Regions from separate parts of the Homo sapiens genome. Here regions 1 and 3 are each linked to region 2. A link is a loop called in an ENCODE intact Hi-C map of the cell type or tissue named here. Cell type or tissue: OCI-LY7. All regions are shown on one strand. Links, peaks and the distances in the headings refer to the core of each region. The heading gives the core; the rest is flanking DNA.

Region 1 (10,605 bases), core at 1,360-9,359, 59 kb before region 2:
AATGGAGTGGTGATGGCAGGTGGCTGGGCCGTGTATGACTGGGAAGGCTTTCTGGGAGAAGTGCACCGTCCTGCCCTGGAAGGCAAGAGCCCTACCTAATAACTTCCTTCTGGCTGCTCTGCTCCTTCCCCTTCAGGATTCCTTAGGCACTGGCTGCATAGCCCCTCCGAGGGGCTTTTGAGCAGGACCTCTCAGGGTGGGTCTTTGAAGGTCATAAACCCAAGAAGATCCATGTTGGCTCCTGGGACCCACAGTCTTCCAACTCTGCTCTCTGATGTCACTGTCCCCAGGAGAAGGGTCACCCAGGCTACAGGAGGGTGAGGCCTTTTGGGAGTGGTGGCCGAGGAGACCTGGATTCAGGCTTGTTTCTGGCCAGCTGTGTGACATTGAGTGGAGATGATGATGGCCGAAGTAGTGACAGACACTATTCATTGAGCCTGGCCCTGTGCTAAGCACTTGACAGACATCAACTCATCTGCTACTCACAGCAGCTCTGTAAGGGAGGTGCTGTCATCCTCCTTGTGCAGACGAAGAAGCCAAAGCTGATGGAACTCCTGGGCATCAAGAGGTAGGGTTGAGATTCACACCTGCTCTTGCTGACTCCAAAGGCCTTGTGCTAATGATTAGGCCACACTGCCTCCCCAGTTATTACTCCTGGGCCTCCCTTCTCACTGTGTAATTGGGACTTGAATTGACTGTTTGGGAGCATTCTAGAATTCCAGTGAGAGGTGTCCCCAAGTAGGCCTTGGCCTGGGGAAAGACGATGCTTCAGAAATGGCAGGGAGGAGCAGGCCCAAGTTACAGAGCCCCTGTTTGCCCCACAGCAGCCTGTGGGCTGCTTCTCACCTCCTTCCTCCCCTGGCCATCCAGAGTGGCCTGCTCTGCTAGAAGCCCACGAAGTATACCCTGGGGCTCCTGTACCTACGGCTGCCAGGCCTTGGGTAAGGTGCCCTGGGCAGCTGCCCAAGGCTGCCCTCCTCGTGGAGCAGGCCTTCAGCAAACATCCCTGCTGAGCGATGCTCTTGCTCGGTGCTGTCCGCTGCTGTCATCCCGTGGCTGCTGCTGTCTGCCACATCAGGTTAGAAGTAGAAATTTCCTTCTAGACCCCAGAGTCCTCCCCTCCCCCGCTGCTGCTGTTCATCTTGGGGGACCCACCCTTTGTTGGTAGGACCTCCCTTGGAGAGATGGGGGCTGGAGGGAGCCAGGGACTTGTCATCCTGGGAGTTCCAGGGCTGGGCTTGGCTGGGACATGTTGGGCTGACCACCCCTGTGGTCAGGGCCTGCGACTGGTGAGGTTCTAAGGCCTCCCCTCTCTCAGCAGCTGCTTCACAGCCTCACGGGAGGTGATCGGACACCAGCCTGGCAGGGCAGCCTCATCTCATCTTCTGTAGCTCCCAGCCTTCCACTGTGGAAGTGCTCACTAAATAGGTGTTGAACGGAGGTGTGAACCCAGGATGAGGCAGAGTCCCGTCAGAGGCCTGTACAGGCAAACTCAGCATCAGCACGGCTTTAGAGACCGAGTGCCCGCTTTTTCTCTCTTTTTGATAAATTCTCTTCCCTCCCTGTCTCTCCTGTCTCCTTTCCATCATGCCAAAGCACCCCATGCCTTGGGGAAAGCTGAATGCCAGGAATCGGGTGGCTTTTGGTGTGACTGTACAGAGCAGGCAGCCTGTGGGGTAGGGTTGCACTGAGAGGGGTATTCTGAAGCCACAGGCCCAGGGAGACAGACAGGCTGTGGTCTGTGAGACTACCTGATTTCCCACCTTGCCTTCTGATAGATGAATCAAGCCGGGACGCCCAGTCACCCTGACTTTGACTCTTTCCTGGAGGGACCCACCCAAGCTGCACATTCCCAGGGCCAGTGCACCCTTTCCCGTGTGCCTGGGAGTCTCAGTCCTGCTCCTCCCATTCCTGAGTTCGTCTCCAAGTCCAGGGTATCACTGTGACCCGAGGAAGCCCAGTGACACGGTCCCAGCAAGGGTGTGGTGAAGGAAGTTGTTTTTCTTAATGGTAAACAGGATAGTAAAATGACAATAGCAGCGTAGACACTTCTCAGTTATTTACAAGTGGATTCCTCTGCCTTCTGGATGATCTCCTCCCCACGGTTGAATTGGTTCCCAAGGGGGGCCTTGAGGAAGGAACAAAGATTACTGAGACTGTATTACATGTCAGGTGTCGTGGCAGGCACTTTACGTAATTGCCCCTCAAGCCCCATTGTCCATGTTTATATCTCATTTGCTCATAAGGAACTAAGGCTCTTGGACTTTATTAAATAAGTTTCCTGTGGTCATTTGGTTAAAAAGTGCCCTCACCAGGCCATCTCACTCCATGAGTTACTGTCTTCCTGCTCCGTGAGTGTGCCCCGTGTGCATGTACACAAGTGTATGCGGAAAGGGCACAAGGGAAGGTGGACTCCACGCAGTCCGCCCGTTCTCATGCTTCATGCAGTGCTCACAGCATTTGAGGCTCATGAAATTCTCCCACCAGCAAGAGCTTATTCATACTGCCTTTGAATTTCTGGGGCCATTTTAAATCAAAGAGCCCCCAAACATTTCCATAGAGTTGTTTTCAACTTATTTTCATACCTCCCTGGAAGATGGAAAGTGGGAGCTGAAACTATTGCAAACTAGGAAACTTAGGGCCCAAGAAGAGAATAAATCCAGAATCTGACCCCTTCTCTTCATTTCCACTACCCTGGTCTGAGCCTCTGCCTTCTCCTACCAGGGAACTTGCAGTCACCTCCTAATGGGTCTCTCGGCTTCCACCCTTGAGCTTCCTGCTGCCTCAGCCAGCATGATCCTCGGGTTACGTTATTCTTCTGCTCAGAATCCCACAGTGGGCTCTCATCATGGGTGAAAATCCTTAAAACAGCCTACAAGGCCACACATGGTCTGTACCCCACCCCTGCTTCTCCGGCCTCATTGTGCATTTTTCTCTCCCAACTCCTCCCACTGGCCTCCTTGCATCCCTGAGACTTACTAGGCATCCCCTTGTTGTCTTGGCCATTCCCTCTGCCTGGATCACTTTTGATCACTGAAACCCCACTTCAAATCTTTGTTGTAATGTGCCCACAATAAGGCATACCCTGAATACTCTACTTAAAACCGCAATGCCCTTCCCCCATCCTGATCTCCTTACCCCATGCTATTTATTCTGTAGTGCAGAGTATGTACTTATCACATTCTGAAAGATCATATAATTTACTTATGGAGTTGAAGAGATTTAGAATTCTGCCTTTCAGTAAAATTAGACAATGAATTCTGTGCATAACATGGGTTGAATAGCAAAGCTTCTGAGAAAAGGCGACCTGATGAACACCCTCCTTAAACTCTCCTCACTTTCTGAGCCATCCCTTTGGCATTTTCCTTGAGGTCAGGGATCAGACATCATTACTTGAATCCCCTACGAGTTTCGGCTTTTCTGCTGGTACACACTCAGTAGGCGTTGGTGGACTTGAGAGGAACTGAAATTGCCACTGCTCCTGAAGAGAACAAATAACCAGGAACTTGCAGATTAAAGGATGAAGGTAGATTTTTTTAGGGTGTCCTAATAAACGGACCAAGCCCAGAATCTCACCCACATGATCTTGCAGGCTTTTGCTCAAGGGACTTTGATCTTAAGCTCAGTATTTTCCAGTAGGTGGTCTGCTCGCAAACTTATTTGCTTTTAATCAAGACCTGCCTGTGAGAACTATTAATTCAGATGATCTAATCAAAACCACACAGGAGGCTTTAATGATGCTACTCTGCCCCTGCTTCTCCCCCTCCCTCCACCATGACACTCTGATTCCGTTTAAAGAAGCCCAAATGTGGTTTCAGGGCCTTGGAGAAAACTGCTGGAGGAAGGCCAGCCTCACAGCCTTTTGTCATGTATGCCTCTGGTTCTTTTCTGACTAGAACTCTCCAAGCAAACTCATTTGAAGAGTCCACAGACCATTCTTCCTTCTGATCTGTGTATCTTCTCTCAAGGAATCACCCCAGCCTTAATATGAAAGTTATCATTTTTTTTTTGATATAACTAAAAACCCCTTAGAAGCAGTATGGCCTAGTGAGAGGAGTGCAGGGTCTCATGGCTTGCTGACTGACAGGCTGTGTGGGTCTTGGAAGAATAACGTGAGTTCCCAGAACATCAGTTTGCTCATCTGCAAAATGGGGAATTACAGTCCACAATTAATAATTCACTCGACATTTGGAATATGTATTATAAGGGAAAGCATAGGGTGTTATGAAAGCATGAAATAGTGGGATCTAACCTTGTTGAAACAGGCAGAGTGGGACTGGGGGTTGTCAGGGACAACTTTCTTGAGAAGGTAAGTTTGAGATGGGTGTTGATAGAGGGTGAGTTTTAAGTAGGCCGAGTCAGCACCTTGGTCCCCCTTCCTTTATATTCATGTACCAGCTTGATCTCCTGGGGAAATGTGAGAAGTGTTCTGGAGAAGCATGGAGGTTTAGAGCCACCGTGAACCTCAGAGCACATTATGTAGCCCACCCTGTCTGCCCTCACTCTTCTCAGTATTGCCAATGAAGGCAGTGGCGCCCACGAGCTAATGTGACTTCCTCATACCCCTCAGCTGATGAGCAACAGAGCTGGGACTACAGGACATAGCCATCTTTGTCCCTATTATGTGCCAGACATACGTCTAGCACCCTGCGTACTTGATATTGAATCTGCACTAGCAACTCTATGCAGTACGTATTATTATTACTTCTTGTTTACAGATGAGGAAACAGAGGCCCCGGGAGGGTAGGCACCCCTGTAAAGGTCATACGGTTCGGGAAAGAGTCAGGATTTGGATTCAGCCTGACTGCACAGCCCCCACACTCCTAATCACAGCATTGTCCTTCCCCCTGCCAGAAACTTGGTTTGCAGTATTTCTACTGAAACGTGACATTTTACCTGCCCTCATGGAGGTATGATCTTTTTGGAGAGAAAAGATAGCAACAATTCAACACAGACACCACACCAAAGGTTCTTGAGATGGAACAGAATGCAGGCCCCAGGGACTCAAAGTCATTTTTCAGCATGGGAAGACTTGGCACCGAGTCTGTATCACAGGATGAGCAGGGCTGTGCAGAGAAAACCCAGAGGACTGGAGGGTGGGCTTTGGGAGGAGCAAGTCAATTTATCTCTTGGGCTTCATTTTCCTCATTGGGAGCATTGAGGAAGAGTAAGGGTGGGAGGGAGGGGTGGGTTGGCAAATGTTTTCCCAAGTCCCTGGGGTTGGTGGGTGGAGTTTAAGCCAATTGCTGATGGCTTTGCCACCAGGTGGCAAAGTTTAGACTTTGTCTAGAAGAAGTGGGGAGCCATGAGGGGTTTTGAGCAGTGGGACATGAAAGTATTGCTTTGGGAAGTTGGAATCCAGGAGGCTTTTATCTTCCAGTCTTGCTTCTCTGGAGACTGATGTCCCAAGAGAACATGCCTGGCCGCTTAGCTCCGTGGAGTTTATGCTCTGGGAGACCCTGATGGGGAGATCCTCATTTCGACTGGTCACATTAATACTACTTTTCGAGTGTGAAAGGTTGAGTCAAGGTTTGGACTTCTGGCAGGTTCTCGCCTTTGGCTGGTGTTCCGCCTTTGAGATGGTCCCACTACTTTCACTCAGCGTCCCTACCCCACACACATCTCCCCCTCTACACAGACACTAAGGGCTCCTCATGGGGTTTCATTATTGGTTTTTAGCGGATGTTCCTCTAACTCGGTGCATTTCCTCAAGCCAACGTCTATTCCACTATCATGGGGAAATTAATATAGAAATTTCCTCCTTTGTATCATCAATTTCAGAGGATGTATGTTCCCGGCTGATGGCCCTCCCCTCTATTTGCATAACAGCAGGTAAACAATACTGCCACCTAGTGGGAGCTCAAGGTGTGACCTTCGGAGCTCCTCCTCCTGACCCCGGGACATTATTTCTATTACTGTTAATATTTAAACTAATGGGCAGTTCTGAGCTCAGTGCTCTTCCCAGTGAGTGGATCCACGTGGATTTTCACGTCTCCTTCTCATTCTCTTAAAACTTGGAGTTACAAGTGTCAGAGAAGCTGTTTTGTGTACGCAGAACGATTGAAACAGGTGCAGGGAGTTTTACCTACTTTACTTTGACTTTTGCTCACAGCAGTCCAGGTAGGTAACTGGATTCCCGTTTTATACGTGAGGAAACCCAGGCTCAGTAAGATTAAGTAACTTGGAACTTTACTGAGCACCTAACGTGCCCAACTACGTCCTGGACTACCTAGGTAGTATGGGGATTGTGGCCTGTTTTCCTCTAAGAATGCGCTGTCCAGACACAGTGGCAAGGCGTAGTTAGCTCCTGGCCAACTTGTAGAGGAGAGGAGAGACCCTTGCACACTGCAGTAGTGCAGCAAGACTGCTTGGATGGAAGAAGTGGGTCTGGAGCTAGGATTCGAAAGGTGGCATGGGAAGAGAATGTTTGGCGGATGAAGGCACAGAGGCGGCGCTAGTGCTAGGGATGTCCGGGGGCGAGGAAAGACTTGCTGATCTTGGGCTGTGCCAGGTGTTGTGGGTTGAGGGGTCTGGGATACAGAGCCTGCGAGAGCTAGGTTGAGAGCTCCAGGGAGTCACTGCGACTACTTCCTTGCTCCATTTGTGAACTGAGAAGTAAGACTCGTTTGATGGACGAAATTTAAATAATGCAGAAATATATTAAAGTAAAAAAAAAAAAAAAAGAGAAAATCTCCTACCAGGCCTATTCTCCCCCAGAAAACATGATTAATAGTTAAACGTTTGGGGTACATGCTTTCAGAAGATTTTCTTTGCCTGTATATAGATATATATGTCTATTCAAGTATATAAAAATTAATACATGCATATGTAGTGTGATTTATTTTAATAGGGTTATGTTTTAACTATTATTTTATAATTTCCTTGTCATCAAAAATTCAAAAATATATCACAGTCATCTTTTAACTTAAACCTTTTACTATGGAAAATTTTAAACATATGCAAACCTAGAACAGTATAATAAATCTCCCTCAGCTTCAACATTTATCAATACATAATCAATTTTGTTTTCTCCCTACCTCACTCCATAGGTTCTCCTGAACTGGATTATTTTAAATAAAGCTCCAGACATCATACATTGCATCTGTAAATACATCTGTATCGATCTCAAAGACACTTTTAAAACATATATAACCACAGTGCCATTATCACATTAAAGAAACCTGTATTCTTTCATATCATCAAATAGCTAATTAGTGTTCAAATTTTTCCACTTGTCTCATAAACTTTGAACAGCTGATGTGCTTGAATGATGATTCAAATAAGGTCTATACGTTGCATTTGAGTGCTGTTTTTTATGTCTCATTCCATTCATAGATTTCTACTCCCTCCTTTTTCTTTTTTTGTTTTTGCCATTTCTTTTTTTGTTGAAGAAACTAGTCATTGTCCTGTAAAGTTTCCCACATTTTGGATTTTGCTGATTGTATTCCCATGGTGTCTTTTAACCTGTTCCTCTGGCCCTATATTCCTTGTAAACTGGTAATGAGTTCTAGGTGCTTGAGCAGAATTAGATTTGATTTCTTGGCATAAAGATGGGAGCTTCTTAGGCAGGAGAATGAGGCGACCAAGAGCCAGAGTGGTGGGATTGAAGAAAGAAGGACACATCTCACTGGCCTCCCCAAGCAATCCCTTTCACTTGTCTTTCGAGGCACATGTGAGAGACAAAGGGGGCACCCCAAACCTCTGTAGGGTTGGCCTCAGGGATGCTCAGTTTCCAGGGGGTCACATCTCAGAGCCTTCCATGGGTGGCCCACCCAATCCCACCATCTGGTCAGCCAGGGTTGCTCAGTAACTTGTTCTCATGATGAGTGGAAGTCATAGCTTCCTCCTCTCATTGTGGTTTCACATTTGCTTTCTTCCCTTCTTATAACATGTTTCTATTTTCTAAAATATCACAAAAATGCTGTCTTTCCAATTCTCAGCTAGCTCATCCCGTTGACACTGCTGAGCCACTGAGGACAGCTTAACTGTCTCAGCTCAGAGCCAGGAAAAATTTGGACAGTGTTTGCAGAAATTGCCAGGGCTCGTGAAATGCTTTACATATTGTATCACAAGCTCCTGAGGAAGAATCACTTAATTTAGAAATCAAATGACTAGGCCGGGCATAGTGGCTCAAGGCTGTAATCCCAGCACTTTGGGAGGCTGAGGCGGGAGGATCACTTGAGCCCAGGAGTTCAAGACCAGCCTGGGCAACATACGGAGACCCCCCCATCTCTACAAAATAATAATAAAAAAAAAAGCCTGGTGTGGAGTATGTCTGTGATCCCAGCTGCTTGGGAGGTTGAGGTGGGAGGATTGCTTGAGCCCATGAGGTTGAGGCTGCAGTGAGCCGTGATCGCACCATTGCATTCCGGCATGGGTGACAGAGCATGACCCTGTCTCAAAACCAAAAAGAAATCAAATTACTACCTCTGACTCCTGCTTACCACCCTATCGCAGGGAGTCCAACCTCAGCCCTGTTTTTCTTAAATGATCATATTCAGTTCTTCAGTATCTTTGATTAGTCTCCCCTCCCCCTACCTTAATGACAATTTGTTTGTTATTTTCTATTAATCAAAATTTGCAGTTGCAAGTGTCAGAGGGGCTGTTCTGCATACAGGCAGAACCTTTGAAACAGGTGCAGGGAGCTTTACTCAGAACAAGAGATGCTCATCACCAGCAGCTGATGCAGGGCCTCCACCCGCGCCCGCCCCCCGGCCCCCGACATGATATTGGAACAGCTACATCTGATAATGTAGTTTGCTGTGTGGTCTGATCTCTGTGAAATATTTGCTTTTCTTTAGGCTTTCAGAAATATTCAAAATAGCTTCTCATTATCACTTTCCTAAACTCCTGTGGTGTCTAGGACACCACAGTGCGGGGTTACTTCTGTTAGTTATTAGAATCATCAATTTCATTGCTAGAGGGGACCACAGAAGCCACCCTGGTCCAGGGTCCTGCCTCATCCATCCCTCTTCAGTCTACTCACTTGAAAAACAAATTACCTGAATCCTAGACAGGTTACATCCTTTCTCAGGACCAATAGATAATAAATGGAGGTGAGGTTTGAGCCTCGTTTTTGGTTATGAGTTTTATCAAAATTATTTTATTTTTAAATAATTCATCTACAGAGAGAAGAAAGCTCAAATTAAGGGCCAGCCTTCATAGATGCAGTCCGTGAAAGTGTTTCTCCTTAAGTCTGTCTTGTAAACTCTTCGGAGCTGAGCTAAGAAAGGGATACTTTCTCAACTCCAAGCTATCAGTGCTTTACCAAGCCTCCTCTCGTCCAGGCCCATCTTCCGACTTGACCCCAGCAAGTGCCCATTTCCTGGGAATGAATGTTGATTTTAGAGACTGTCCTTAGGTTTTTTCAGGGAGGCAGTATGGTGTCACAACACAAACCCCAGACAGACTTGGGTTCTAATCCCAAGTCCCCACTTGATTAGCGAGGTGGTGTTGGGTTAGTCACTTCGATTCTGATCCTCCATTTCCTTATCTTTAAAATAGGCCGAGAGTCCCCATCCCAGGTTATTCCTGACTGTGCATCTCCAGCCGGTGACATATCCCACACGCGTCATAAATGGTTGCTATTGTTCCTGTGGGAAGGCAGAGTTGAATCTAGCCTCTAGGGAAAAGAGGATGGGCAAGACCTAAGATAGAAAGCCAGTGTTTCCAAGATAATGTACCCTTGTGTTTGACCCTCAGATTTGGGAAAGATGGTTGTTTTTTATGAACTGTCCACTTTTCTTCCTCACCAGCTAGAAACTGAGTTGAGATAATCAACCCTCTGTCAAACAATCTATACACACACACAACTATATATATATACACACACATACACACACACACTCACACACACACACCCAGAAAAGGGGAAAAATACTCAGCAAAGCTCTATCCACATGTTGGCATGTGATTTCTGGAACTTTGTCAGCCAGTTTTCTCGTGTCTGAATCCAGAAAGCAAACTGGGTTGGAGACAGTTCACGAGAAACATCCCCTCAGATGACCTACTCAGGTACTTCCTCTATATTATTTCATTACTTTTTTGTCCTGATGAATTTTGCTCTTACAGTTTCAAGATAATCAATTTATTTTCATGCGCCTTCCCCGTCCAAATTGGATTATGAATATAAATAGCCATGTGCTGGCCCCAGTGGCCAGTGTGCACTCCCAGGCTGGTGCTTGGCAGACTGGGTCCTGGGGAAGGCTTGGGCTGTTTGTTTATTTTCAATTGAAGCTCTAAATGCTGGAATGACTTCCAGCTCCTTTACGCACAGCCATCTCAAAACTCCCTTTGTTCCCTGGTTGCAGAGGCCAAATACTCAGGGTTTTCTTTAGCTATGGTAAGAATGCCGGTGCTCTGGGCATCATCCTGCTGGTGGCTGTCCTGTGGTGAGCCTTTTTATATAAAAATCACTGTGTGCACTTGTGCACACATAGACCCCCACCCACCGAAGGCTGCACCCTGTTGGTTTTCTTTCTAGGAACAGGAAAAGCACCACTGGGTAATGTCATAAGGGAAATAGGACGGAGTCTCAGGTCAGGAACTGCAGTCATCTCCTTTGCTGGGTTTCAGCATTTCCCTCCTTGGGAATCTACTTCTATC
Region 2 (10,605 bases), core at 1,768-9,767:
TTTGTGATGTATAACTTTTGTGGAGGGGCAAAAGAGGAGGGAAGTGGTAAGTAAACTGAATCCTCTTCTATCATAGCAGCAAGGTAAGAGAATGTCTAAAATAAGAAATCAGGAAATTGAGGCATACACATTTTATTTAGGGACGCAGCAGTGACCACCAGAGAAACCTATATAAAAATTACTAAAATTGGTCCCTCTGAGGAGTTATGGGGCAGAGGACTGTTGCTTCTCATGACAAGCAGACATGTAGCTTTTGGTTTCTTAAAACTGAACACATCACAGTACTTACTTTTGGCTATATTTTAATAAATAAATAACACAAAAATATATAACCCAAATGAAACTTTGACTAATTTGATAAGCAAAAGAAAAGAAAAAAGATCTTATCCTTTATTTTATTTTTGTATGTATATTTAAACTAAATGATTTTTAAGGCATTTCTGACTCCTAAATTTCATGCTTTTATAGTTTTTTATAAAACTGTTCTTTTTCTCACAGGACATGGTTCCAACTAAACAATGAAAAGCAATGGCAAATAAGACTGGTATACAGAGTATTATGATGCAGGAATATTCCCCGGAGAGCAATTATTCCCCAAAGTTGGGCATCCTGCGTCACATTTGTATGTCATTGTCTGAGCCTCTCGGCTATTTTGCTGTGGGTTTAGTGTACCTTACAACTATGAGCTCCAGGAGGACAATGAAGGAGCATTACTCTCATTGCTCTTGTGTCCAAGGAGCAACTTTTTTTTTTTTTTTTTGAGACAGAGTCTCACTCTGTTGCCCAGGCTGGAGTGCAGGGAGGCAATTTTGGCTCACTGCAACCTCCGGCTCTTGGGTTCAAGTGATTCTTCTGCCTCAGCCTCCCTAGTAGCTGGGACTACAGGTGCACTCCACCATGCCCAGCTAATTTTTGTATTTTTAGTAGAGATGGGGTTTCGCCATATTGGCCAAGCTGGTCTTGAACTCCTGACCTCGTGATCCGCCCACCTCAGCCTCCCAAAGTGCTGGGATTACAGGCGTGAGCCACCGCACCCGGCCAAGGAGCAACTTTTTATCATTCATGCAGTATGGGCTCCATGACAGCTCACAACGTGTTCTTTCTACAGATCTCCCAGAGCTCAGGCTGTCTGTGGGGCAGCCTGCCAGGCCTCAAGGTACCTATTGGAAGCATTGGGTCTCCACTTGGAGAACCCGGCTTTAACGCACACTCCTCTTCTGCAAATTGTGAGGATGCGCGCAAGTTATTTAAATTCCTAAGCCTCAGTTTTGTCACCCATCAAATGGTTAAGAACAACAATATTGCCTTCTTCACATAGGTAACACATGTAGAGTATTCAATAAAGGGTGCTTATGAGAGTTGTGATTATTAGTATTCATAACATAGTCTCTCTTTTGAAGAACTCAGAAAGATGGAAACAAATGATCGTGTCTTGGCTTTCAAAGGGAGTCAAGAACTGAATATCAGCCCGGTGTGGTGGCTCATGCCTGTAATCCCAGCACTTTGGGAGGCCGAGGTGGAAGGATCTCTTGAGGGCAGGAGTTCAAGACCAGCCTGGGCAACATGGCAAAAAAAAAAAAAAAGAAAAGAAAAGAAAGAAAAAATAACTGAATATTTTTTGTGAGCAGCCATTGATAAAAGTTCTATTAGGTTGTGATACTACAGGGACAGAAAATTTCCTGATATGAAGATAATTTTTCTGGTTACAAATTCCTGAGTTCCTGACCGAGCTTGCCTCTGTTTCACATGGATTCATTCAGTTCCACTTAGAGTCTTTATTGAATACCTATCTCAATCCCAGCCCTGAATCAAGAGCTGTGGAATCCTCAAAAGAAAGACATGGCTTAGCAGGAGAGGTGCTCACAGTCTAGGTGGGAAATAGCAATCATAATGACCTGGCAGCTAATATTTACAGGAAGTTGTGTGCCAGACAGTTTCAAGTGCTCCACCATCTCCTCGAATCCTCCCAACACTCTGAAGCAGGTCCTGCTGACATTCAACTTGTAAGATGAGGAAATCAAAATAAGCACCACAGAGCTTTAAACAGGCAGAACTGGGATTGGAACCCGGGTAGGCTAGCTTCAAAACCTTTACTTTCAATCTCTGAGATATATTGACTTAGTGTAAGAAATAGGAAATGTAAGATAAAGCACACACATTCAAATATACCTAGTGATAGGGACCATTGCAAATCAAAATGCAAAATGTGAAATGCAAAGTGCAGATCGGCAGTGGATTATCTGCTTCAGAATGCTTGGGTAGGTGGCTACATTTCTGCTATTAGTGCTCACCTACCTCTTCTTAGGATATACAGTCATGTACTGCCATTTCTCTCAAAGTAGACAGGCAGACTGTGCTGTGAGCAGATGATGCTCTGTACCCTTACACACTCTCCACATTAGTTTAGGCACTTTTGGATGTTTTCTCAGCTCAAGAAAGCATTTATGTATACATAGAGTTATTCGTTTTTAGCTACCTCTGTCATCAGAGGGAGCCAGCTCTCTGGGGCCATTTCTGAGCCTGCTAAAAAAGAGGAAGTAGGTGCTAACTTGAGCCTACTCCATTTGTGGTGTGTTGAGAGCTAAGATCTGTAACGTGGGCCTCTGGTCCAGCCAACAAGAGTTTCACAAGAAGATAATGGCTGCTGCTAACTTGGTTCCCAGTGACCTGGCTACGGGTGATGAGAATGCAGTGTTTCAGCCAGTTTTGAGGGGTGTTTATTTAAGGTGTGTCTGGCAACTGAAGCAAGCTGTAGTCTGGGGGATTGGAGATTATAAACAGCCAGTGCAGTGAAAAGGGACATTTTATTTTTTTAAATGGGTAGTAACTTAAATTTTTAACAAGTTAGCTCAGAACACAATTTTGTAAATGGGCGTAGAATAAAGAATAAGGCCTCCTTTCCTGATTTCTGGTTTGCTCCTCCTGTCATGTCCATCTCTTGAGTCAGCTCTTGCCTTTTGCTGATTAAGACTCCTTCTGGAGATAAGGACGTATGTGCAGATCACGTGTGCGCATGTGTGTATGTGTGTGTGTGTGTGTGTGTGTACACCCACATGCTCCCCCATTGTATTCACACAGCAACACAACATCATGAACTTACGGTGTGTTGCTTTATCCCCCCTCCACTTAATGTATCACAGAGCTAGTTCCCTATCAGTTGGTACATTTAGATCTTTTTCAGTCTTTTTTAGGACTCGCATGGTGATCTACCATATGATGTACCATAATTTATTTAAGCAGTCTCCTATTCATGGACATTTAGGTCATTAAGTTCATTAAAAGGCTTTCTATAACATTTGGTCTAATTATCTTGTTTTATATATGAGGAAGTTCAGATCCACAAACACACAGACAGATTTAAATAATTCAGCAGACTCTCAAACCTACATTTTGGATGTGTTTATCTTGCTATTATTGTATTTTGATCACAGGAGACAGGAGAAGGTGGCTCAGCTGTGTGCCTGTGAGTGTGTTTGCACACGTGGGTGGGTGTGTGAATGTGCACGCCTACACAGGTAGGTGTACATTATGTTGTTTCACAGATGTGCTGTTGAAAAACTCTGAATGAGTCCTTTTATTTTTAAAAATGGAATATGAAATTTTAAATGCTCCGAGGGTGGGAATAGGATTTGTTATTTAAAGGAAACTTGTGGAGGAATCCTTATGCGAAATAAATCGTTTTTTTCCATTTTTAAAAACTGCTTCATTGAGGTATAATTTACATACAATTAAGTGCATTCATTTTAAGTGTAGGCTTGATTTGTCCCACCCAATGTCTACATTCATGGAGCAGCCACCACAATCAGGATAGAGAAAACTCCCGTCACCCAGGACGTTCCCCTGTGTCTCCTGGCATTCACTGGCCACTTCCAGCTCCAGGGAATCACAGATGTGCTTTTTTGTTATTGTAGGTTTGTTTTGCCCGTTCTAGAACATCGTAGAAGTGGAATGCTATGGTATATACTCTTTAATGTTTGGCTTCTTTCACATAGCATCCATGTTGTTGCATGTATCGGTAGTATATTTGTTTTTTTTTTTTTTTTTAAGAGACAGGATCTCACCTAGGCTGGAGTGCAGTTGTGAAATCATAGCTCACTGCAGCCTCAAACTCCCAGGTTCAAGCCATTCTCCTGCCTCAGCCTCCCAAGTACCTGGGACTGTAGGCATGCACCACCATGCTCAGCTATTTTTTTTTCTTATTTTTTGTAGAGAGAAGGTCTCAGTATGTTGTACAGGCTGGTCTTGAACTCCTGGCTTGAAGCGATCCTCCTGCCTCAGCTTCCCAAAGTGTTGGGATTACAGGGGTGAGCCACCGTGCCCGGTCCTCATTCTTTTTTATTGCTAAGTAACATTCCATTACATGGATGTAGCATGGTTTGCTTATTCATTTACCTGTTGTTGGACATTTGGGACATTTCCAGTTTTGGGCTGTTAGGAATGAAGCTGCTGTGAACATTTCTGTATAGTAGATGGCTTCCCCAGTAAATCATCTCCACAACTCAGCGTACAGATCCAGTTTTTTAATATATTGAAGTAGTATAAGCTAAGGCCATGCATTCAATAAGCCAACATGTAGAAATCTGTATTGAATCCCTCCCATGTGCGGGACAGACAGGGTCCTGCTTTGCAGGGATGTACACTGAAGCCTGCATGTCTTTGCACTGCAGTGGAAGCTGTTTGAGAAAAACGATCTGCCCCTCCCCTTATTTTATGAAAGTAAGTGCTATTATAAGCCCATTAACAGAATAGAATCTTGAACATATTTGATTACATGTGTACTCTCTGCTTTTTGACCAGTCACTGCACACTACCAATAGAGCAAGTAGCAAATTTTACCCCAAATGAAGAGTCTTTAATTAGCTGCTAACTTCAAAATCAGCACCCCGCAGCTGCTGCTGAGTTGCTCATTGTATTGCCTCAATGCTTTCTGCTTTCCAAATGCAGAGCTGGGAGGACACCTGCTGCCTGAATGTCCCCTGCTCTGTCCAGCTGGCCTCTCCCATGCCAGGTGGGTCTGGGGATGGTAGTGTGCCTGCGGTGCCTCCAGGGGAGAGGGGGCATCAGTGAAGGGGTACAGGACTTGGGCAGTGGGCCCCCTGCTTTGGGAACCAGTCCCCCAGTCTTCTGTCCTGATGGTTCCCCGTCTGCCTCCTCCTTTCTCACTCTCCACCCTCCTCCAAGTAAAAAAGAAAAAGACACAGCAGTAGATTATCTAGGACCTTACTGGTGGAACAAGGGCAGTGCAAGCCTTCCCTTGTCCTTCTCATCCTTTCTGGATTCATCTTTTTCAGACCCTGTCCCTGTTGCCCTTTTGCCTCTCTCCACGCCTTTGTGCCTGACAGCAGATGGGAAGGGAAGTGAAACTCGAATTGGGCCTGTGTGACCTTTGTGGGCTGTCCCAAGGAAAGGTTTGCTTAGACATCTCAGGCAAAAGTTGAACCTATGGTTAGGAAGCTTGACTTTGTATATTAGACCTCCCTTCCCTTGAAGCCAATAACCCCCAACATGTAGGTGTACAGATAACCTGTGGATCACGGGGGGCTGACAGCAGCACATCAGCCAGCAGCCTGGAGATCAGCATAGGTGGAGTCCTCTTGATTTTGCTGTTGTGGTTGTCAGAACTCCTGCTGGGCAGGTGTGGTGTCGAGGAAGAAACATGAGACTGAGAAACAGGAGTTGAGGGAGCAAGTTCTTTTATTTTTTTAAGACGGAGTCTTGCTCTGTTGCCTAGGCTGGAGTGCAGTGGTGCGATCTTGCCTCACTGCAGCCTCCGCCTCCCAGGTTCAAGCGATTCTCCTGCCTCAGTCTCCAGAATAGCTGGGACTACAGGTGCATGCCTCCACACCCAGCTAATTTTTATATTTTTAGTAGAGACGGAGTTTCACCATACTGGCCAGGGTGGTGTCAAACTCCTCACCTCAAGTGGTCCACCTGCCTCAGTCTACTAAAGTGCTGGGATTATAGGCATGAGCCACCACGCCCAGTCTAGGGAGCACGTTCTGATTCTGCCAGTCCGGCTCCAGGGGTCTCATGCACAGACATAGGTGTGAATGGCACCTCCTGGGGTTGTGCAGCTGGTGTGATCTCACTAGCACACTGCATGATATAATGGCCACCTATCTTCCTTAACCCCAGCTTTCTCAGATTCTCAACAGCACTAATAATACTGTTACCACGCCTGTAATCCCAGCACTCTGTGAGGCTGAGGTGGGAGGAAGGTTTGGGCCCAGGAGTTTCAGGCTGCAGCCATGACGGCACCACTTCACTCCAGCCTGGGGCACAGAGCGAGACTCTGTCTCAAAAATTTTTTTTGAAAATAACAAAACTCGCTACCTTACAGATTAATTGTGAGAAATGAATAAATGAATGCGTATGAGGGGCTTTGTAAACGGCTGAGCACCACCCCAAAAAAGTCCCTAACTTTTGGCTTTTCTAAGATTGCCTTTTTAGGGCTTGATGTGGGTTGGGCTCTTCCCCATTGCCAAGTTCCTAATTCACATGAGAGGCACTCTCATTGCTGCCCAGACCTCCCCTCAGAGCACCATGGGGTGGTCAAGGTGTCTGAGGTATTGCTGTGCCTTCCAGGTCTGCCTGGGGAAGCCAGTGACACCTGAAAAGGGGAATGAGCCCACTCTGGGGACGGGAGGGTTGAAGGAAGGAGACTGCACCTCGGACTGGATTGTCAGAGGAGGCTCAGTTGGCCAGGCAGGGCTGGGGTTGTGAGCATGACTTGCAAGCTCTGTTGACCTCTCCTCTGTGCCCCAGGCTGACCTGGGTGAGAATTCTGGCTGAAAGCTCTCTAAGCCTGTTTTTTCATCAGAAAAGTAGAGAATATTGCTGTCTCACAGGAGATTAGATGAACTAATGCAGGTAAGGTGCCAACATGGCGTCAGAGGCACAGTAGGTGTCATTGCCCTTCTTTCATGAGTACCACACGTCCTCCCGATGCCCCCGAATACCCTGGGTATAGCCCTTCCTGCCCCGGGTTTCCCCCAGAAAGGGTGCATACAATACTCTTACCTTGGATTTTAAAGTACAATACTCTTACCTTAGTTAAAAAAAAATGTTTTCAGAGACAGGATCTCACTTGTCACCCAGACTGCAGTGCAGTGGCGCATTGCAGCCTGGATCTCCTGGGCTCAAGCAATCCTCCTGCCTCTGCCTCCCAAGTAGCTGGGACTACAGCTGCCTGCCACCACACCTGACCTTTAGCTCTTTATTTGATATTCACAACAACACTGTAAAGTCATCAAATGTCCTGGAATTACATGTAACAATACCAACTTTGTTGAGGAAAGTTTGTTATAGTAGAAATAACATTGGACTAAGAAGCAGAAGACTTGCCTTTTTCATGATAACTGCACCAATGATGACTATTTTATGCCGGTGCCTTTGCTAAGCACTGTGCATAGATTATCTCATTTAATCTCACAGCAGCCCCATTTCACTGACAAGCAGGCTGAGGCATACAGAGGGTAGCTGCTTGCTTCAGGCCACAAGGCCGCTAAGTTTGCTCTTACCCACCACGTGCAGAGTGTCTCCTGGGTGCTTAGTTAAAAAAAAAATTTTTTTTTTTAACTAAGGTAAGGTGCCAAGTGCTTTGCATGTATGTTTCATGGAATTTTCATGACAACCCATTTCACGGATGAAGAGGCTGAGAGGCTCAGGAAGAGTAAATAATTGCCTGAGGTCACTCAGCTGATAAAGGACAAAATGGATTCTGCCCTGATTTGACACCAAAGTCTGTGTTTGTCTCCCCCAGTTTGACTGCCTTGCTTCTGGCCCGTGCTGGAGGGGTAGCCAAGGCACCGTAGTGTGAAAGAGAATCATAGTCAAAGAAAATAGAAATAGTAGCTGGGAAGATGTGTTAAGTTGGGATATGAGGTCCAAGGAGGTTTGATAAATTAGGTTGCATCTGGGAGAACTGGGAGGAGCCTGGTGCAAAGAAGAGGCTCAGAACTAACCCTGGGAATGGCTGGGAGGAGGTAGCGAGTCTGCTTTTGTGTCACGCCAGCTGCCTGGTGCCAATGCAGACTGACAGCTTGCAGGGTTGTGCAGGGCTGGGCACTTACATTGCATCATTATCTGGACCATGTAATCGTGAGCAGAATTTATGATTAAACTAATTCAGCGGTGAAGTTGTGCCACACTCTTCACCATCTTTTATACTTGGTGACCCCTCCAGTCGTTGAAGACCCACCACCTTGGATGGATTCTCAGAGCTTCCTCGCTTGGCTAGCTGGGGCTTGGCTGGCGATCTGCGGCCATCTGCTCATGCTGCAAAGCTCTTTGTTGCTTTTGGCATGTTTAATAGCTTAATTTCTATTTTTCTGTTTGGAAATGCAGTTCACCAGCACGGAGGCTGCAGTGGGTGCTAAAATGCTTTCTGATTGCTATCTTGAATGTTAATATCCGAATACATTTTATCATAAATGACCTGTCCTCCCTGCCACGAGTTCTCACTCCCCTTTTGCAAAGATGGGCATGGTGCCTGCCTTTGGATAGGCCCCGAAGCCCATCTCATTCCTTTGCTCTCTCCCTCCCTGCTTTACACAGATAGCATTGTACTTTGCCAATAAAGTCCACAGTCGTGGGAAATCTTTGAGTTGGAGGATATGAGAAAGAGTTTCATTTTGCCGGCAGGGTTTAATAGGGATGATCTAATCTCTAAAAGGCATACATTATTTAAATTCCATGCTTTTAGGCAAGAGGGCCCCTGATATTTTTGACTTTTGTCAGGGAGAAGATTCTGGTTTGGCTCTATTCAGCAGAGCCGACTGTTGGTTTTCCTGTTTGTCATTCGCTGCAGGGGCTGGTGAGGGTCAGCACTAGTGGTGAGAATTCTGGAGAACATTTTCTTTACCCAGAAACTTAAAATCATGGACTCTTGGGGAGAAAGGAATGAGAAAAGGCAGCATGCGGAATTACCAGTTTGTTATTTGGTTCCCATCTGGATTTAAAACCGAAGATCCCAAACTCAGGTGAGCAGCTCCCCCGGGGTGCCCAGGGGGCAATGCAGGCCTGCTCGTGGCACTCCCTCACTCCTGTGCCGACGGAGCACCTCAGCTATCACCAGGGGCCTCTCCCACGAGGCACTGAAGAGTCTTGTGGGTGAAAATGAAATTTTGAGGGAAACCTTAAGCTCTCTCAACCATTAGAGGCTGAGTCAGGCAACAAGATGGGGTCAGGAGTGACTCTGGGAGCCTCCTGGATTGTGTGTGGGGTGAGACGTTGGGAGAGTTTGGAGAACACCATTCCAGCTGGTCGCTTTGTCTCATGGGGACATGTGGTGCTCATGGTATAGCTGCCTCATCTTTCCTCTACCCTTTTTCAAATGTCATTTTAGTAGAGATGACATGCCTGCCTTCCTTCCTGGGGACAGAGCCTTGGGAGGGTGAATGTTCCCAGAATAGACTCTGGAAGTTCTGAACACAGAGCCTTTTCCCACCTCCACGAGTGTGTGCTGGGTGTTTCCTAAGAGACAGTGAGCTACGAACTAGGGATGCAAATCTGGTTATCATACTTTCTGTCTATCAGGACAGAGAGGTAGATGGACAATGTATTACAACTTAATAGGAGCTGTATTAGTCAGTGTTCTCTAGAGGGACAGAATCAATAGGATATATGTATATATGAAGGGGAGTTTATTAGGAGAATTGACTCACACGATCACAAGGTGAAGTCCCACAATAGGCCGTCTGCACGCTGAGGAGCAAGGAAGCCAGTCCGTGTCCGAAAACCTGAAAAGTAGGAAAGCCGACAGGGCAGCCTTCAGTATGTGGCTGAAGGCCCAAGAGCCCCTGGCAAACCACTGGTGTAAGTCCAAGAGTCCAAAAGCTGAAAAACTTGGGGTCTGATGTTTGAGGGCAAAAAGCATCCAGCACAAGAGAAAGATGAAGGCTGGAAAACTCAGCAAGCCTAGTCTTTCAAACTTCTTCTGCCTGCTTTATTCTAGCCACGCTGGCAGCTGATTAGATGGTGCCCACCCAGATTGAGAATGGATCTGCCTCTCCCAGTCCACTGGCTCAAATATTAATCTCCTTTGGCAGCACCCTCACAGACACACCCAGTAACAATGCTTTGCATCCTTCAGTCCAATCAAGTTGACACTCAATATTAACCATCGCAGGAGCCATGAGTAAGATGTGTCTGGTGTATTGTGGGAACACAGATGAGGGGCTAATTAATTCTGACTGGGCATATCTGGATAGATTTCAGAGAGGAGGTGATAATTGACCTTGACTTTGAAGGAGGAGGAGATATCCACTAGACTGACTGTTCTGAAGTAATTCTTGCTAAATGCTTGCCTGCTCTTTGCTGGGGACAGTGAAAAAGGAAAAGGAGGGGGATAGTGGTTCCTGCCCTCAAGATATTCACAGCTTGTTGGGGAGAGAGCCTGGCACTATGAACCAATGAAAGCTCTGTGTAGACAGATGGGATTGTGGAGGCGGAGAGGCTAGCAGGGGGACTTGGTGATCCAGGGTTTCCAGAGTTACTACTCTCTTATAGAGAGAACACAGTTTCTGTAAGGATAGTTCAGTCCTTGCAAAGATGTCTTTAACTACAAGAGGCCCAGCCCTCTGGCTTTTGTCTCACCCAATTATT
Region 3 (10,605 bases), core at 1,585-9,584, 110 kb before region 2:
CTGGACATTAGGTTAAGTGTGTCCTGCTTGGAGCTGATCTGGGACGGTGTTGCCCTTTTTTCTAACCTGTTTGCCCTGCTAATAGTCACGATTTACCGTTCCTTCTGCCCAGTGTGGATTCTCTGCTACTCAGGACAGCTCACTGGTTTAACATTCCAATACATGTTCTTTTGTTTTGTTTTGTTTTTTGAGACGGAGTTTCACTCTTTTGCCCAGGCTGGAGTGCAGTGGCGCGATCTCGGCTCACTGCAACCTCCGCCTTCCGGTTTCAAGCGATTCTCCTGCCTCAGCGTCCTGAATAGCTGGGATTATGGGCGCCCACCACCACACCCAGCTAATTTTTGTATTTTTAGTAGAGATAGGGTTTCACCATGTTGTCCAGGCTTGTCTCAAACTCCTGACCTCGTGATCTGCCTGCCTCGGCCTCCCAAAGTGCTGGGATTACAAAGGTGAGCCACTGCAACCAGCCCAATACATGTTCTTTTAATTTGTTCATTCTGTGATGACATAGTCTGTTCTTACATTCTTTGAGGAGACCCTGCTTTCAGCTCTCATTTTGAGCAGCTAGCAGTCTAGAACCTCCACTTTTCACTTCCTGGCTTCAGACTCTGGGCAGTGTGCTGGCATCTTGCTATATGCAGGCACACCTTGTTTTATTGCACTTCGCAGATGTTGTGCTTTTTACAGATTGGAAGTTTGTGGCAAGCCTGTGTCAGTCAAGCCTATGGCACCATTTTTCTAATAGCATATGTTCACTTCATGTCTCTGTGTCACATTTTGGTCATTTCTGCAATATTTCAAACTTTTTGGTACAATTACGTTTGTTTGATGTTACTATTATAACTGTTTTGGAGTGGCGTGAATTGCCCCCATATAAGATGGTGAACTTAATTGATAAATGTTGTGTGTGTCCTTACTGCTCCTCCAACTAGCCATTTCCCTGTCTCTCTCCCTCTCCTTCAGCCTCTCTAATTCTCTGAGACAAAATGATATTGAAATCAGGCCACTTAATAACCCTACAATGACCTCTAAGTGTTCCAGTGAAAGGAAGTCTCAGAGCTCTCACTTGAAATCAAAACTAGAAATGATGAAGCTTAGTGAGGAAGGCATGTTGAAAGCTGAGACAGCTGAAAGCTAGGCCTCTTGCACCAGACGGCCAAGTTGTGAATGCAAAGGAAAAGTTCTTGAAGGAAATTAAAAGTATTGCTCCAGTAAATACACGAATAAGAAAGTGAAACAGCCTTACTGCTGATACAGAGAAAGTTTGAGTGGTCTGGATAGAAGATCAAACCAGCCACAACATTCCCTTAAGCCAAAGCCTACTCCAGAGCAAGGCCCTAACTCTCTTTAATTCTATGAAGGTTGACAGGTAAGGAAGCTGCAGAAGAAAAATTGTAAGCTAGCAGAGGCTAGTTTATGACGTTTAAGGAAAGAAGCCATCTCCATAACATAAAAGTGCAAGGTGAAGCAGCAAGTGCTGATGGAGAAGCTGCAGCAGGTTACCCAGAAGATCTAGCTAAGACCGCTGATGAAGGTGGCTACAATAAACAACAGATTTTCAATGTAGATTAGAAGTTGCTATCTAACACTTTCATAGCTAAAGAGAAATCAATACCTGGCTTCAAAGCTTCAAAGGCCAGCCTGTCTCCCTTATTAGGGGCTAACACAGCTGGTGACTTTAAGTTGAAGCCAGTGCTCATTTACCATTCTTTACATTCTTAAGAATTATGCTGATTCTATTCTGCTCGTGCTCTGTCAATGGAATAACAAAGCCTGGATGATAGCACATCTGTTTACAGCATGGTTTACTGAATATTTTAGCCCACCATTGAGACCTGCTCAGAAAAAGATTTCTTTCAAAATGTTACTGTTCATTGACAGTGCACCTAGTCAACCAGGAGTTCTGATGGAGATGTACAAGGAGATTAATGTTGTTTTCATGCCTGCTAATACAACATCTATTCTACAGCCCATGGATCAAGGAGTAATTTTGACTTTGAAGTCTTATTGTTTAAGAAATACATTTCATAAGGCTTTAGCTGCCATAGATATTGATTTCTCTGATGGATTGGGGCAAAGTCAATTGAAAACCTTCTGGAAAGGATTCACCATTCTAGATGCCATTAAGAACACTCACATCTGTAATCCCAGCACTTTGGGAGACCGAGGCGGGCAGATCACGAGGTCAAGAGATCGAGACCATCCTGGCCAACATGGTGAAATTCCATCTCCACTAAAAATATAAAAATTAGCTGGGCGTGGTGGCACGCACCTGTAGTCCCAGCTACTTGGGAGGCTGAGGCAGGATGATCGCTTGAACCCGGGAGGCGGAGGTTGCAGTGAACCGAGATCACATCACTGTACTCTAGCCTCTTGACAGAGTGAGACTCCATCTCAAAAAAAAAACAAAAAACCGCCACCAACAACAAAAAAACCCACATTCATGATGCATGGGAGGAGGTGAAAATTTCAACATTATCAAAAATTTGGAGGAAGTTAATTCCAGCTCCGTGGATGACTTTGTGGGTTTCAGTACTTCAGCTGGGAAAGTCACTGCAGATGTGGTAGAAATAGCAAGAGAACTAGAATTAGAAATGGAGCCTGGCGATGTGACTGGATTGCTGCAGTCTCTTGACCAAACTTGAACGGATGAGGAGTTGCTTCTTAGGGAAAAACAAAGAAAGTGGTTTCTTGAGATAGAATCTATTCCTGGTGAAGATTCTGTGAATAACGTTGAAATGACAACAAAGGATTTAGAATATTACATTCACTGATAAAGCAGCAGCAAGGTTTGAGAGGATTGACTCCAATTTTGACAGAAAATGCCATCAAACAGTGTCACATGCTACAGAGAAATCTTTTGTGAAAGGAAGAGTCCATTATGTGGCAAACTTCATTGTCTTATTTTAAGAAATTGGCATAGCAATTTCTTGCTGTGGGGTTGCCACAGCCACCCTGACCTTCAGCAATCACTACCCTGATCAGTCAGCAGCTGTCAACATCGAGGCACGATTCCCCAGCAGCAAAAAGATTACAACGTGTGCTAAAGGCTCAGATGGTCATTAGCATTTTTCTTAGCAATAAAGCACTTTTCAATTAAAGTATGTACATTTTTAGACATAATTACATCGTACACACAATAGACTACATATAGTGTAAACATAAATTTACGTACACTGGGAAACAAAATATTTTTATGACTTGCTTTATTATAGTTATCTGGAACTGAACCTTCAATATCTCTGATGTATACCTGTACTTTTGATTCTCAGGATACATTCTTCTAAAAAATATTGCTGATTTAAGGGGTCAGATATGTCCTGGGAGCCTGTGGCTACTGATCCTATTGCCTCGGTCATCAGCCCTCCTGTTTTCCTAGGTGACATAGAGGGCTTGTAGGGTGGCTGTAGGGTGGTGGAAAAAGAAGCAGAACTGAATTCCAGGGCTGACTTTGCTGCTTGTTAGCTGGGTGACCTTGGGAAAACCACTTAACCTTTCTGGCCCTTACTTTCCTCATGGGAAATAAGATTAAAAATGTATGCGAAGGCTTAATATTGACAAGCTCTATTGAGTTTGAGATTTGACCTTAGAGTTTTTATTAATAGACCTGCCATTTGCTAAGCAAATTTTCTAGATAAAGATGTATACCTGGATGCATGTCATAGTACAGTCCCTGTTTGCCCAAGGTGAAGTTAATTTTATGTGATGGGGCAGAGTTAATCCTTGTTAGGCAAATGATGCAGTCTTCTCCGGAGTAGAAAACTGTGTAGACAAGAACAGCTTACCTACCTCTTAAGGCCATAGTTATTTATTTAGCATAAACCAAATACATGGTGATAAGGGAGATACAGTAAGATCTTTTGGAAGTCTTTTTATGGAAACTGATGTGTATTGAAGGTAGAAGACAAGCAATGGCGGAATGTTGTGTATGTCCAACCAGTGCACAAAAGTGGGAGTGGGTACCTCTAATGGGAGAGATCACTGGGGGCTTCCCGGAGGACGGGGTTCAAACTCTGCCTAAAGGATAAGGATAAGAGGATTTGGACTAGGAGGGAGGGCATTCCAGGTAGCTTAGAGGATTTGACCAAGCTTTTGTACAACATCTGTCATTCCACCCAGATGTTCTGCTGGCCATCATTTGCTCCCTGATGCCTTTAGTTTCTTGCCATTGCATTGGTTGGACTCTGCTTCTTGACTTCACATTGGGGCATGTGTTTTATTTTATTTTATTTTATTTTTAAGACGGAGTCTCGCTCTGTCACCCAGGCTAGAGTGCAGTGGTGCGATCTCGGCTCACTGTAACCGCTGGCTCCTGGGTTCAAGCGATTCTCCCGCTTCAGCCTCCTGAGTAGCTGGGATTACAGGTGCCCGCCACCACACCCAGCTAATTTTTGTATTTTTAGTAGAGACGGGGTTTCACCATGTTGGTCAGGCTGGTCTCAAACTCCTGACCTCGTGATCTGCCTGCCTCGGCCTCCCAAAGTGCTGAGATTACAGACGTGAGCCACCGGGCCCAGCCAGGGCATGTATTTTTACAGTAAACTCTGGGAAGCCAAGATGGAAAATAAAGCCCTTACTGGCTTAAACCAGGCTGAGGGAGATGGTCTCTTGAGTAAACACCATGCCTCGCTTTCTGTTTAAGCGTATCTTTTCTTTTCAAGCCTGCTCCTTCTGTGTAAGTGTATTTTTCAAAGTGTGACTCCACATCCTTTCAGAAAGTCCTTCGTATCCCATCAAGGGAGTAAGGTGATGGGTGAGAAGCTACTCTAAATAAATTAAGGGTAGTATCTGTTTTGGCTTCAAAGGGCAAAGGATCAAGGTTAGGGCAAGTAGAAATTTCTCCCTCTTGATTTTAAGTGAAATTTTTTATTTTTATTTTTATAAGACCCTAATTGCCTGCTTCATACCTAGAAGGCCAGAAACATTCCTGGATGTTGGACTAGCAAGCCAGAGAACAATCTAAGCAATGCCATTTCACTGGCCCCTTCTTCACCAGAACCCTTCCCCCAATAGTCCCATGCCCAAACACACGCACTCTTCACAGTATCCTCTTGTGCATGCTGCTTGCTTTGAGGGTGGTGCAAGTGCTATTGGGTGTCATTTTATATTACAGTTGTAATGCCCACGTGCCGCTGGAATCTTTGTATCTTAGTCACAGACTTCTAGAGTGTCTGAGCTGGAAGGAACCTTCATTCTCAGCCCCTTGTTTTACAGATGGGGAACTGAAAGCCCCCAGGTTGCCTGACTGTAAGTTGAGGTCTGTCTTCACCAGTTCATGGTTTGTTTTCAGTATCTGAGCAATAACAGCTGCTAATTATTGAGGCCCTGTGCTGAGTGCTTTTCATGCATCATGTCACTTATTTTTCATAACAACTGTATGAGGAAGGTATGACCATCATCTCTCCTTTAAGGTTAGAGAGGTTGAGTAATGTGTTTAGAGTTGGGTGTTGGAGCTGGGTGTTAGCAAAGATTTGAACTCAGTATACGGTGGCACTGGGGCACTGGCTCCTAACTGGTAGGCTGTGCTGCACTGTGTTTGCCAAGTGAGGCTGCCTCTATTCCCACTTCTTCCCTCACTTCCCATCGTCTTTCTTTTTCACTGCCCCACCAGGGATCTTGCTCTCAACTTGCCAAGGTAGGATTCCGACCATGGCTACCATGATGACTTGGAAGCCTGGACTCCAAAGGAAGGAGTTCCAAAGCCTTGATCAATGGAACAGAGGCATTGTCCTTGGGACCCGAAGGAGCTGATACCACGTCACTTATACCAGGATCCTTGCTGGTTAATTCACATAGGGCGGTGGAGGACACAGTGCAGTCTCTGTTTGCACTGGCTTATGGGAGACTGAGCAAGATAGAGTAGAGAGAAAGTAGATGAAAGGTGCCATGAAAGCCATCCTCAGCTCAAGCCTGTGTCTTCTTAGCAGGGGTCATTGCATCCTCTTTATTATCAAAGGGTGTGATCCTAATACGCTTATGAGACAGCCAGTGTAGATGTGATATCAAGCCAGCTCGGCCCTCCCTGGAGCCTCCATCATATGCATCTATGTGTCCCCCTTCATTACTTTCCGATTCCTTTTCCCCCTCCTACAGCAATAGCCTGAAGGATATTTTTAGGCCCCAGTGAGGCTGTGATCACTGACCCTTGGCTTCTGAAAATTTTTACACCGTTTTGAAGGGATGTGCATACTCAGGAATACAGCTATTTTTGAATCTGTACTAGAGATTCTAGGCTGTATCCTCCATGGGGGCTTATTTTTTAAGTTTGAGCAGAAAATATTCCAAGGGACATTGGTAGTGTAATGGATGATGAGCCTGTATGCTGATGCTGATTAGGCCAGAGTGGGTCCAGACTGCTCTGGCCATCCTTGACCGGAGGAAGAACTAGTACGTCCACCTTGCCTCAAGGGGAGCAGATCTGTCAATGGCTCAAAGCCTGGAGTGCAGTTCCTACTAGCTCCACCTGGAGTCTTAAAAGAGGAACAGATCAGCATGGAGGAGATCTTTGGGTCCTGGGCATTTTGCATTTTTTAAGGGTATAGAGTCATACTTTTATAGTTCAACAACATTGACAAGAATGGATGTTTTGAGTCCGTTGGTTAACCTTGGATTTGAAAAGAGGAAGAAAAACAGAAACCACACATTAGCAGGGCAGCACTGAGGTTACAGTCATGTTACCATAGACGCCAGGCTTGAAGAGCCGTTTGGGGACAACAGAGCACAACACTGGAAAAATAAATTTTTTAGAGACAGGGTTCCGCTCTGTCACCCAGACTTGAGTGCAGTGGTGCTCACTGTAACCTCAAGTTTTTGGGCTCAAACAACCCTCCCATCTCAGCCTCCTGGGTAGCTAGGATTACAGGTGTGGGCCACCATACCCAGCTAATTTTTTATTTTTTATTTTTGTAGAGATGGAGTCTTGCTGTGTTGCCCAGGCTGGTCTCAAACTCCTGGCCTCAAGTGATCCTCCTACCTTGGCCTCCCAAAGCTCTGGGATTACAACTGTGAGCCACCAGTTGTAATTTTTTTTTTTTTTTTTTTCCCGAGACAGAGTCTCACCCTGTTGCCCAGGCTCGAGTACAGTGGCACAATCTCGGCTCACTGCGACTTCTGCCTCCTGGGTTCAGGCAATTCTTGTGCCTCAGCCACCTTAGTAGGTGGGATTACAGGTGTGCACCACCACACCTGGCTAATTTTTGTATTTTTAGTACAGACAGGGTTTCACCCCATTGGCCAGGCTGGTCTCAAACTCCTGGCCTTAAGCTATCTACCCGCCTCAGCCTCCCAAAGTGCTAGGATTACAGGTGTGAGCTACCATGCCTGGCAAGCACAACATTTTTAATTTTCAAGAGCTACCAGTTTCTTTTCTGTCTCTGAAGAGACACTTCTCCCAAGGAAATTTCCATTAAAAAATTAATTTTGTGTGTCTGCCCGACAGATCATGGGAGACAGAGTGCTGTTATTTGTAAAACATTTTTAAAAATACATTTTTACCTTTATGGAGCAATGATATTCCTGGATTTATCTAAAAGGAAAATCTGACTGGTGTGGAAGAACAAGTGGAAGCTGTTAATGAAAATTTTGAAGTGAAGGAAATAGGAATGTGGGAATAGTGGGAGCCTGGGTGTTCTCTAACCAGGGAGAACTCTCAGGCAGAAAGTGGCTACTGTGGACAGTTTAGAGACTGGTGAGTTTAGGGCCTGTTGATTTCTGTTATTAGTTAGCATTGGCCTTTGTGTTTAGAGAGGAAGATGGTTATTACAGCTAGTGTCAGGAGAGCAAGGGGTGTCTTAATGGAGTTATGCACAGTTTTTGCCTATGACAACTCAGCCTCTTGGGCTCAGAGCATTCACTTAGACAGAGCAGCTCCATTCCTTGTGGTTTTCTGGTCAGTATTTTAGGACCATCAGTTCTGTGGCTCATGCAGGTGTGATGTATAAATGTCTGGCCTGGGAGAGATGCCAAAAAAGAAGTGGGGAGATGGAGTAAAAATCATTTGTCTGGAGGTTTTTCATTTACTGAGTCTCTTCAGGAAACTGGGAGAAGTTGAGTTTCCTTCCTTAATTCTCAAGTTCATTTTAGACATGAGAGAAAGAGACTCAGAGACATTAAGTGTCTTGGATTTTGTAGTTACTAATGGGGAAACCTAAGCCTGAAAACCAAGAATTTTCTGAATTCCTGGAATTTTTTTTTTTTTTTTTTTTTTTTGAGGCAGGGTCTCACTCTGTTGCCCAGGAAGAAGTGCAGTGGTGCAAACATTGCTCCCTGCAGACTTGACCTCCTAGGCTCAAGTGATGCTCCTACCTCAGCCTCCCAAGTAGCTGGGACCATGGGTGTGTGCCACCACACCTGGCTAGAATTTTTTGTAGAGACAAGGTCTCACCGTGTTACCCAGGCTGGTCTTGAACTCCTGGGCTCAAGGTATCCTCCCAAAGTGCTAGGTTTACAGACATGAACCAGTGTACCTGGCCAATTCCTGGAGCTTTTTACTGCTACAGACTGCCATGTGATTCAAATTAGGCTTTCAGAATGACCTCCTACTCCACAGAACTCCATTTTCACTGTCAGCCACAGTCCTAGAAATTCCACCCTTAGAAAGTCTTTCCTGTAAGTTAAACCTTGTTATGAGTAGTTAAAATACAGATGTCCTAGAGAAGGGCCATACCATCTTATCAGTCATGTGAACCTCAGTATAAATGAAATTTATGAGAGCTTTTTTTTGGAACAGACTGTCATTGGAGAGGGAGGAAAGAATATGGGGGCCCTGGACATCCTAGGGCAGGCAAAGGGCTCCATGTCGGGAGGCTAGGGACAGACATGTCTCAGGGACTCAGGTTTTTCTATAGGTGAGCCCTGAATGCCATTTTAAGTACATTCTACCCAGGTTGTTAGTGTTAAAATATTTGGATATGTTGAGGTTCTTCATATGTTAGTATCAACTCACAGGGCAGATTTATGTTTCAGAGTACCTATCATATAACCAGGAGCTTACTAAATAATGAAATACAGTATTATTGGTCATTACCTGTATTAAATAGGTTTATTCATCCATTGATATCCACCTTTTTGAAAAAAGGTTTGAAGTCAGTCTATAATATATATTATATGTTTTACTTATAGCTTACTTTGGGCAGTAGTAGTAGTGGTAACAATAATCATTATAATATCTTAGATGCTGCTTCCTCCAGGAAGTCTTCCCGGATCCTCCAAATCCAGCTACACATAGCTTTCTATGTGCATCTGTAGTGTGTTGCCTGCACCTTCCTCAGCCAGCACCTAACACACTATTTGGTATTTTCCTATTTGTTTATCTGTCTCTTTCACTATCTTTCTCAAATAAGATTCCTCATCTGACCACAGAACAACAACAACAACAAAAAACCGACATGAGTGAACTGTTTTCTGAGTTCTCCTAAAGATGGTACATGATTGGTAATTTTAGATAAACAGGAGAGAAGTTAAATCGTTATAATTAATGGATGTCCTAGATCAAGGGTCGACGACTTTCTTTAAAGGATCAGAGAGTAAATATTTTTAGCTTTGCGGGCCACAGAGTCTCTGCGAAAACAACTTGGCTCTACCATTGTAGTGCAAAAGCAGCCATAGACAATACAAATAAACAAATTTATTTATAAACAAAGGCAGTGACTGAGATTTGGCCCTGGGGCTGCGGTTTACTGGTGATCCCTGTGGCTTAGGGCTTGAGAGTTTACTCCTCTCTCAGAAGCTGGCTGAGGAGGTATCAGACTGACTGCATGTGAGCTTGATGCAGGCAGAGATTCTGACTTGCTTCCCACCTTTCCCCTGGTGGCTGGCCCTGTCCTGGTACACAGTAACTGCTCAACAAATATTAGCTCTTGTTCATTCATTCATTCAACAAGAATTTGTTGAGTGCCTGTTGTGAGCCAGGCATGATTCGAGGAGCTTGGGATATGTGAGCACAGAAAACAGATAAGGTCTCTGTCCTCATGGAGCTCACATTTTAGCAAGGGAAGACAAATAATACGCAAGAAACAGTAAATCATAAATGGTGGGGTATGTGATAAGATGATAAAGGCCACGGAAAAAGAGACATTACTAAGCAAGGTAAGGGGCATTGGAATTCCCTGGGGAGGTGCGGAGTGGCCAGGTTGGGGTGTTATGTGGGCTGGTCAGCACTGGCCTCGTTGAGAGGGTGAGGTTTGAGCAAAGACTTGAAGGAGGTCATGGAGTCAGCCTAGTGGCTGGCCTGAAATGCCCTCTCTCCTCCCTCTCACCGTCTCCACTATCAGCTTTCTTTCTACGCAGCTAAGAGTCTCTCTTCCCCCAAAGTCGTGTAGTAGGAAGCGCTCGGGGCTTCAAGGGACCTGGATTCCAGGCATGGCTCTGCTGGTGACCTCGGTGGGCTCTTTCTGCTCTGCAAGTCATAAGGCCACTTGGGGCCTGCTGGCCCCTGCCTTCTCAGAACAACGATTTTGCTTTGAGCCTGTGCACATGGCATTCATTGTGTAGCAGTTTCATGGGGTGGTCTTAGCTTCAAGGAAAACCTCCTGGAAGGCAGGGGCCATCTCACACTTTTTATATCTGCTGTATAGCAGGTGGCACCATGTGGGCTGCGCAGTTGAG

Evidence for each region. Peaks named below come from ENCODE experiments on the same cell type or tissue, not always from the same donor. Only the 100,000 strongest peaks of a DNase experiment are listed, where the experiment ranks them.
Region 1: a loop joins it to region 2, with 4 times the contacts of the local background. A loop is called at or near these places in 6 of 110 quality-filtered maps.
Region 3: a loop joins it to region 2, with 5 times the contacts of the local background. A loop is called at or near these places in 3 of 110 quality-filtered maps.

The regions. Positions count from the first base shown.
Region 1 is chr2:45,772,937-45,783,541 of GRCh38, forward strand. The region is part of intron 1 of PRKCE (protein kinase C epsilon); the gene reads left to right. Among named protein-coding and RNA genes, the nearest start is that of PRKCE-AS1, 100 kb to the left of the region's middle. RefSeq lists an enhancer at 5,694-5,988 and a silencer at 5,770-5,859. In OCI-LY7, for the core only: CTCF peaks have their summits at 5,855 (motif pointing left) and 6,077; a DNase peak (open chromatin) is centred at 5,825.
Region 2 is chr2:45,831,571-45,842,175 of GRCh38, forward strand. All of the region lies in intron 1 of PRKCE (protein kinase C epsilon), which reads left to right. Among named protein-coding and RNA genes, the nearest start is that of PRKCE-AS1, 160 kb to the left of the region's middle. RefSeq lists enhancers at 2,321-2,470, 2,521-2,630, 4,500-5,025, 5,567-5,636 and a silencer at 9,202-9,321. In OCI-LY7, for the core only: CTCF peaks have their summits at 4,975 and 5,180; DNase peaks (open chromatin) are centred at 1,931, 2,541, 4,901 and 5,381; H3K4me3 peaks cover 3,834 bases; H3K27ac peaks cover 5,298 bases.
Region 3 is chr2:45,723,434-45,734,038 of GRCh38, forward strand. All of the region lies in intron 1 of PRKCE (protein kinase C epsilon), which reads left to right. Among named protein-coding and RNA genes, the nearest start is that of PRKCE-AS1, 53 kb to the left of the region's middle. RefSeq lists enhancers at 6,304-6,383, 6,764-6,903, 9,364-9,871. In OCI-LY7, for the core only: CTCF peaks have their summits at 6,466 (motif pointing left) and 6,665; DNase peaks (open chromatin) are centred at 5,258, 5,848 and 6,598; H3K4me3 peaks cover 3,017 bases; H3K27ac peaks cover 5,579 bases.